2 separate regions of the Homo sapiens genome follow, and region 1 is linked to region 2. Evidence: chromatin contacts called from ENCODE Hi-C or POLR2A ChIA-PET data. All regions are on one chromosome and are shown on one strand. Each heading gives the region's core, a stretch centred on a gene start or an enhancer-like site at or near the end of the contact. The rest is flanking DNA. Distances are from core to core; before and after follow the strand shown. Region 1 has its middle 190 kb from the start of LINC02661. Region 2 overlaps SORCS1 (sortilin related VPS10 domain containing receptor 1).

Region 1 (4,205 bases), core at 1,449-3,948, 2.0 Mb before region 2:
AGCAAGAAAAACAGGTGAAAGGGTGAAAGACAGAGAAGACAAGAGAAACTTGGTCACCTTGGCAGTTTTGAGCCTCATTTCTTTATACTTTACAGTTGGGAAACAGAGAAAGTTTTATTTATTGTCAGTAGGCATTGTCCTTATATGGCCCATTTGCCAGTAGTAGCTTACCCAGCCCTGGATAACAAAAGAGAGAGAGGACAGTGCAACATCTAGTGCCGTGGGAACCTGGTCCCTTCTGAATCATCCAAAAAGAGCATGGTGGTGCCCCCCAGAGATAGCTAGACAAGCTGTAGGCAGTTGGAAGTCTGTCACTTTCTTCTTTCTATCATTTGTTCCTCATTAACAGGAATTTATTGAACATCTATTTTGTATGAGAAGCAATTGAACTAAACACCATGATACTTTGATGCCAGAAATCTTTATATGTATCTTTTCATTTTTTATTGTTTTGTTTTGTCTACCTGGTGGAGGATACGGTGTGTGTCTGGAGGCACCATGTTTTAAGAATGTACTTGTTGATATGGTGAAGTCAGTGTGGCCACATGAAAAAAGGAGAGTGAGGCTTGAAAGAAAGAAGTTTATTATGCTCACAGGTCCAAGAGAGGCAGTCACTGTGTGCCCTAACCAGGATGGTCAGGAGGCAGATGACAGGAGGCAGAGGAGAAGTTAGGCAAGAGCTTTTATTGGGGTTTCTTTGAGAAAGGCAGGGTGGGGCAAGGTAACCAGTTTAGGACTGGCTAGTTTGAATAATTTTAGGGAACTCTAAGGCATAGAGGTATTCCCTGGGACAATTTAGGTGACATCATAGGGCAGGGGAAATATTGGCTTGGTGTGTGAGACTTAGATATAGAGGTAGCTAGGGGTATAAATTCAGTATTGGTTTGTACATGAAAGGTACACTGATAGGCAAGTTTTTATTTATTATCTGTAGGGATATCTGGGGATTTGGTAGCTCTGAGAGGGGCAGTCTTCCCCAAGACAGAAAGGCTTTTAAAGATGTCAAAACAAAATAAAAAGTTGACAATTTTAAAAATATATATTTGCAATACAAACTGTGAGATTTAGAGGAAGTTTGTGCTGCCCTTCCCAAGCAGGACATCAGTGTTCAAAGGCAACTCCCTGATCCTGGAAAGTGTTCAAGGGAATGGACCACTGAGAGTTTGGCAGCAAAAATAGCAGACAGAACCTTGACATTGTTTGCTAAAAGGAATTTATAACATCAGAACTGGAAAAGACTTGGGAGGGCTTCCAGCTCAAACCATATATATATTTTGGAGATAGACTTTTGCTCTTGTCACCCAGGCTGGAGTGCAATGGTGCAATCTTGGCTCACTGCAACCTCCACCTCCTGGGTTCAAGCAATTCTCCTGCCTCAGCGTCCTGAGTAGCCGGGATTATAGGCACACACCGTCAAGCCGTGCTAATTTTTGTGTTATTAATAGAGACAGGGTTTTGCCATGTTGGCCAGGCTGATCTCCAACTCCTGACCTCAGGTGATCCACCCGCCACGGCCTCCCAAAGTGCTGGGATTACAGGTGTGAGCCGCGGCGCCTGGCCTCAAGCCGTATTTTGAAGATGCAAAAATAGGCTCAAAAAGTAAAGGTGGCCTGCCTAAGTCAGGAGTCAGCATGGGAATTAGAACTTGGGTCTCTTGATCTCTAGTATAGTGATCTCTCCTTAGTGCTAGACTTCACAGGAAACATTATAACACAGATACTTGCTGAACACTTATATTGTGCTGGGCAAGATCTATAACTAGATCTTGTCTCTTCCTTTCAAGAACTCTGTGATGTACTACTGTTATTTCTATCTTACCGATGAGGCTCTGAGAGAAAGGAGTTTACTAGAGTTCACATAGTTAATAAATAAACAACTAAGAGTGCACTTTGGGTCTCTGGATATAGGGGTGAAATTCTGTGAATTTTCTCTTTTAATTGTCACAAGAAACAATCTCCAGAGTTGGTGCCATTATCTTCTATGTTTTAGGGATGAGAAAACTGAGACAGAGATTCATTCAGTACATAAGTGTTATAGCTAGTAAATAACCATATCAAGTTTTGAAGCCAACATGGCTGACCCCAGAGTCTCCCAGAATAATGAGTTTAAGAATGGCATAGTTGGCTGTGGGCTGGCAGGCTGGTTTGTTGTTTGTGTGAACCTGGTGCTCTGTCTTCTTTCGGTCTAGGCAGAGAATCCTCCCTAGGGACTGGGGGAGTCTTTGAAAGGAAGAAATAAATTTTCTCACAATCCACCAACATTACACATTGAAGGCAGGACCAGAATGTTCTGGGCATTGGTCAAGAACAAGAGCCAGGGAAGTAACATTCTCCTCTTAATCAAAGTTTCTTATCTAGAGAGGATAGACAAGGCCCTGGCGGACCTTTCTTTCCCCTCTCAAATTGAAGCTAATGCTGCTCATTCTCTGCTAGACCTTAGGAGATACCTAGAGGGTGTTTATTCTGACATTGAGAACACCAGTGAGAAGAGCTGTGGCTGATGGGCGTGAAGTAAGAGCAGGAAGTAAGTATTTTAAGCCACCCGGGTTTGAGAGTTGTTTGTTATTGCAGCATAACCTAGCCTGTCAATCTGTTTTTCTTGACAACTACAGATACTTCTGTGAGGAGTGAGAGAGGGAGAGAGAGAGAGAGAGAGAGAGAGAGAGAGAGAGTAAGCGAGAGCGAGAGTGAGAGAGGGTGGCAGGGGAAGCAGAGGAGGAAGTGAGAGAAGAAGAGGTAGAACTTATGTTTTTGGTCTTTCGTTTTTAACTGAAAGAGGAATAGCCAATTTTAAATGGGTATTGAAAGGTATAAGCGAAGCTTTGAAGGCATCATCTCATTTAATTCTTACAAAAAAGCCCCAATTTATCATGTCTTATTTGTACTCTCATTTTTACAAAAAAAGAAACTGCGACATGGCATGGTTAGATTCCTAAACCAAGATGTCACTGTAAGTGCTTAAGCAAGAACTCAGACCTCAGCCTGAGAGTAAGGTTTGAATTTTAAATACTCAAGTATGTTATTTTCTATGGTTAAAAGTTATTTAGATGATGACAAATCACCAGTGTATTGACTGCTAAGTTATTGCCTTTAAAGATTCTAATTGAGCCAGAATAGATACATTAGTTCTATGTGTCCAGTTCTACTCTAGACAAGGGGGAGGCTAAGGAGATAAACAATTACCAAGGCATTTGCAAAGAGGGTATGGTCCTTTAGAGATAAGATGTGCATCAATAACTCCACAGTGAGGTAAATTGTAAATTCCATAAGAGAAAAAATACAAAAGCCTGTGAAAATTCAGAACAGTGAGTGATTTCTTCTAGAGTGTATGAAATCCAGACAACAGGTATGGGAATTGATAATAAGCATGTGGGATAATAGCGGAAGAAACATAAAGTTAGGTCTGGCTGAATTTATTGATATGGGCCCACTAAGCATAGATTTTGTATTTAATGTTGTAGCTTGGGGAGTTAAAAAAGATTCTGACAGTTTATTTGCTTGGCTAGGTGAAACATGGATCAAAAGATGGCCCACTGTGAGTGAGCCAGAATGCCTGATCTCCTGTGGTTTAATGTAGAGGAAGGGATTCAAAGGCTTAGGGAGATTGGAATTCTAGAATGGATTTGTCACTTTAGACGTACTCACCCCAGCTGAGAGGGTCCAGAAGACATAGACTTCTCCAATACCTTGCAAAGTAGATTTGTGAGGAGAGAGCCTGCAACCATGAAGAGCTTTGTGATTGGTCTTCTCTGTATGCCTAATCTTACAGTGGAAACTGCAGTTACTCAATTGGAAAACTTAAATGCAATGGGAATAATTGGATCCTGGGGTGGCAGGAGCCAAGTGGTGACACTCAACGGTCAAAGGCAAGGTGGGCTTAGTTACCATAATGGCCAGCAGAGGCAAAGCAGTAAAATCAGAATAGTCTGACATGTGTAGAGCTCTGGCATTGGCCAATTAATCATGGTGTTCCTCGAAGTGAAGTAGGTAAGAATCCTACTACATTCTTACTTAATGTGTACAAGCAGAAAACTTCCTGGTAAAGTAGACAAAAGACTACTTTGAATTATAAAAACAGAGAATCATGGCCCCTCAATCAATTTTCAGACTTGAGCCAGTTTACGGACCCAGAACCCCTTGAATGAAGGGGAGGCTGCATCCCCTTGAGGAAGGACCCCACTGTACTACCAATAATTTATACTATTA
Region 2 (4,517 bases), core at 1,973-4,472:
TTTTTATGGCTGAGTAGTATTCTATGATGTACATATACCACATTTTCTTTATACACTCAATCGTTGATGGGCATGTAGGTTGGTTTCATATCTTTGCAATTGTGAATTGTGATACCTAGTAGTGGGTTCCTGGATTGAATGGTAGATCTACTTTTAGTTCTTTAAAAAATCTCCATACTGGCCGGGTGCAGTGGCTCATGCCTGTAATCCCAGCACTTTGGGAGGCCAAGGCGGGTGGATCACGAGGGCAGGAGATCCAGACTGTCCTGGCTAACACGGTGAAATCCCATCTCCACTAAAAATACAAAAAAAAATTAGCCGGGTGTGGTGGTGGCGCCTGTAGTCCCAACTACACAGGAGGCTGAGGCAGGAGAATGACGTGAACCCCGGAGACCGAGCTCGCAGTGATCTGAGATCGCACCACTGCACTCCAGCCTGGGTGACAGTGCGCGACTCCATCTAAAAAAAAGAAATAAATAAAATAAAAAATAAAAAATCTCCATACTGTTTTCCCAAGAGGCTGTACTAATTTACATTCCCATAAGCAGTGTATAAACGTTTCCTTTTCACCACATCCACGCCAATGTCTATTATATTTTCACTTTTGAAATTTTCTTTCTTTTTTTTTTTTTTTTTTGTTTTTTGAGATGGAGTCTCACTCTGTTGCCCAGGCTGGAGTGCAGTGGTGTGATCTCGACTCACTGCAACCTCCGCCTCCTGGGTTCAAGTGATTCTTCTGCCTCATCCTCCCAAGTAGCTGGGATTACAGGCATGCATCACCATGCTCAGCTAATTTTTGTATTTTTAGTAGAGATGGGGTTTCGCCATGTTGGCCAGGCTGGTCTTGAACTCCTGACCTCAGGTGATCCATCTGCCTTGGCCTCCCAAAGTACTAGGATTACAAGTATGAGCCACTGCGCCCAGCCAAAAATGTTTTTCATAGTTGAAGTTGCTATTGATATCTGGTAAAGTTAATGATGCTCCGTGTGCTCTACAAGTTGTAGAGTCCTCTGTGGGTGTTAGCTATCCTTACTTGGGAGTTGGAGCAGGTAAAACTTGACCTTTGTGCTTTCCTCTGCCATAGCTGGGGGTGGGGGGGCATCCTGGATACAACTGTCTGTTCAGATATCATTGTGTTTCACTATTGGACTCCTTGAGAGTAAGTGTTTAGTTTGCAACTTCTTGGCCTTGTAGCACCAGAGTTACCACATAGTGGTACTCATTAACTAGTTGTTTAATAAATCAATGAATTAATAAATCATTGATTATATTTTAGCTACCATTCTATTGATCCTAAGCCTGGAAATATGCTAAATACATTTTATACTCAGTGGCTGTCAATCCTGCGAACATTAACATCTTCTGGGGGACATTTTAAAATAGTATATGTGTGGCCCCACCCAAGACCAATTGAATCAGAATCTCTAGGACTGAGCCCAGGACACAGGTAGTGTAAAAGCTACCCAGGTGATTTTAATCTGGAAAATACAGAGAATCGATGAACTTTGGCCCATTATTTTTCTGGGGTTTGCTTGACTGAGCTGCTCATTAGTGTTGCTGATACCTTATTTCTGGGCTTCCTAGTTTCAGTGAACATGTTCTCCCATCTTGCCATTTGTCATGGCTAAAATATTCTGCATTTACAAGGATGCAAATTCATCATCTACATGTAATCTCTTTTGCATTTAGACCTGAACACGATCGTGCTGTCCAGGTAAATCATAAACTTAGATCCCTTTGTGGTGTGAAAGAAATACAAATTAGGATGGGGAAAATTAATGTTGACAGAGATCACTGATATGCTTTAAATTGCAGAGGCCCGGGTCTCAGATTGGTTTCAGAATCACAGCTATTGATAATCATTCTATAACATTATAAAGTGAGGAGGCAGTGCCTGGAAAGTGGTTTGAATTGGAGTCTAATCCCCAGTTAAGCATTTAGCTTGCAACTGTGTTGGCACAAACCAGCTAAAATTTACCATTGCTGCGAGGGGAGTGCTCACCTTGAAGGTGCTTCTGATTCTACAGAAGGCAGAGCAGACAAGCTCATTTTGCATGTTTGTCAAGGGTGTCCTTAGAGCAAAACTTGGTCTGGATTTCTTGGAATTATGGTGCTTTGTTTCTCTTGGATAGTTAACATTTTCATTTTCCTGAGTCTTGCTAAGGTGTCATTTTGTCCAAGAAGCAAGCATAAGTTGAGCTGGAGACAGGCATACACACATGTGGTGGGAACTGGGGAGAAAGATCACTATCACTCTAAGGCAGCAAGGTATACCTTTTCTTTGTCACCAGTGACAAAGTTAAATAACAACTTAAGATTCCAGTAATAACACAGGTGACAGTAGTGCTGTGAGTTGCTTCAGGAAAGGGGGATTTGATGCCAAATGCATGGTATCAGGGGAGCAATCAGCAGCCAAATGTGAAGTTATTTTTACTCAAGACAATGCTTTCTACTTTGTTTTTTTAAAAATTTCAGGATATACTCAAATATATCAAAAAAATCATGTAATTCTCAAAAATAATAATATATTTGTAGACTATATTAATACTATAGTATGCTTCTACCAGTGTGTATGGAAGGGGATAAAAATTCACATAACATCAGTGCTTTGTAAATGGGGGATCAAATTGACTAATGATCTGCTTGACACCTTTCCCCATGAGAACATCCCCAGGGTATAACTGTCAACGTCCCCAAACCCTGTGCTTTCCTAAGCTTCCTGGAAGCATTCAAGTCTGTGAATATTACTGCTGTTATGGAAAAATTGGCTTTTGTTTTTCCCCATGAGATATTTTTCCTGTCTTACTAGCATGTATGACCAGCATTTGCAGTGCATTTATCTCCTATTACCCTTTTGTTTTTCTTTTTGCTCTTACCTTTGATTCCAGAAATGTTTTTAAAATAATGGATGATAGTTAATACACAGCATGGCAGGCAGGAAAAATGAACAGCAGTGAGTTCATTTTGATAGACTATGCTGTCTGCAGATAATTTACCAGGGCAGAGTGCTGACATACACAACCCTAAAAAAAGGACTTATCCCTGTTCTTAAACCAAAATCATTCTTGAAAGTTTCCATTATTCATAAGGCAACATCTCTGAAAACTGCAGGGGGCTTTCCCACGATGATGCCTCTGAGCTAGTGGCTCTCTGGTTCAGGAGTTACAAACGAGCAAACATCTGTATTTGTGCACTTGGGGAGATTGCCAGCTTTCAGAGGACTTTACACTGAAGGCCAGCATGGTGAAACAGTTTCCTGTCCTTATTACCAAGTATTTTCCCCACCCGCTTCCATGCTCTTCTCAGTGAGTTCTGACTTCTGAGATTCTGCTCTTGCAGTTGTTTTTGTAGCTCCATTGTGTTGACTTTATTTCATCACTTTTCTGTCCTACTGCTACTGTAAACCCCTTGATGGTAGGACCACGTTTCTTTGTATGTACTGGTTTACTGGAGTGTACATTAAGTAGGCTTATCAACATTGAATTAGTTAATTAACAGCCAAAAAAGTATTTCTGGAGCTCGCTACATAGGATTTAAGTACAAATGCCTCTCAAGTATTTTTGGTCCCTGAGAGTCTTCTAGGAGAAGAAGGGTAGGGCAAGGATTTTTATGAGTCTTCTTAAAATTAGGAAGGAAATTAGACAACCAGTGTATATTTTTCCAGGATTCAACTCCACAGCATGTGGTTTTTCCAGAATCACACGGCTATAATTTGTGGTAATTGGTGGGGATTATAAAACCACAGTTATCAGCATTAATACATTTCATAGCCAGTTCCACCACAGTTGTATCTTAGGAAATTCTGATTGCAAAACTCCCCTGAGATCTGCTGAAATTACCTTTTCTTTGAAGGGCAGATTCCCCATGTCTTGATTGAGAAGGCTTTGAGCAGATGTGGTTTCAGAAGGAGTTAGTGGGGAAGCATTAGAACACTAGGTTCCCTGGACTTTTGAAGAAGTTTCACCTAGAAGCCTTATCTGACTAACCATATTATTAAAAAAAGAAAAAGTTCTGACTCCTAAGAACCATCATATCTTTCCAAATTCTGAAGAAAAAAACCAAAACAAAGCAAGATGAAACAGAATGCACCTGATTCAAGCATGCGATGTTATAAAGCCCTCCTGTGTTGGTGTTGTGCCTGTGAGCTGGCTATTTTCTTGAATGTGAAGATAATAATTTATAATGAGATGCTCAGATACATAAATACACACATGAACATACAATGCCAGCTTCCGTGTATCCCAGTAGCAAAATGAAGCAAGGAGAGCTGAGGGTTCTGCAAATAATTTGTATTCAATATACAGCAGCCCTGCCACTTATTTTGCAGGGTAGCTGATGACTGTTTACCCTAAGCATAAGCATAATGAGTCTGTTAGGAGTGACCTTTCCTGGTGATTTTGTAACCAATCTGTCTTAACCTTTTAATTCATTTTTGTTTTTTTGTTTTTTTTTTTTAGAGACAGAGTCTCGCTCTGTCGCCCAGGCTGGGGTGCAGTGGCACGATCTCGGCTCACTGC

What was found. Hi-C counts contacts between places; a loop is a spot of excess contacts on that map. ChIA-PET counts read pairs that join two places held with the same protein, here RNA polymerase II (POLR2A). Pooled maps may share reads with other maps.
Region 1: a map with no recorded cell type shows a loop between it and region 2 (8-fold over the local background). The contact joins two enhancer-like sites. A Hi-C loop is called at or near these places in 2 of 37 single-sample maps with no recorded cell type and 2 of 50 pooled maps. POLR2A ChIA-PET finds 5 or more read pairs at or near these places in 1 of 52 experiments (GM12878).

What each region holds. Positions count from the first base shown.
Region 1 is chr10:108,893,069-108,897,273 of GRCh38, reverse strand. No RefSeq gene overlaps it. Among named protein-coding and RNA genes, the nearest start is that of LINC02661, 190 kb to the right of the region's middle. Within about 2 kb of position 2,698, at least 2 of the 41 ENCODE cell types and tissues checked have a DNase peak (open chromatin) inside an H3K27ac peak, as active enhancers do.
Region 2 is chr10:106,930,221-106,934,737 of GRCh38, reverse strand. All of the region lies in intron 2 of SORCS1 (sortilin related VPS10 domain containing receptor 1), which reads left to right. Among named protein-coding and RNA genes, the nearest start is that of SORCS1, 230 kb to the left of the region's middle. Within about 2 kb of position 3,222, at least 3 of the 41 ENCODE cell types and tissues checked have a DNase peak (open chromatin) inside an H3K27ac peak, as active enhancers do.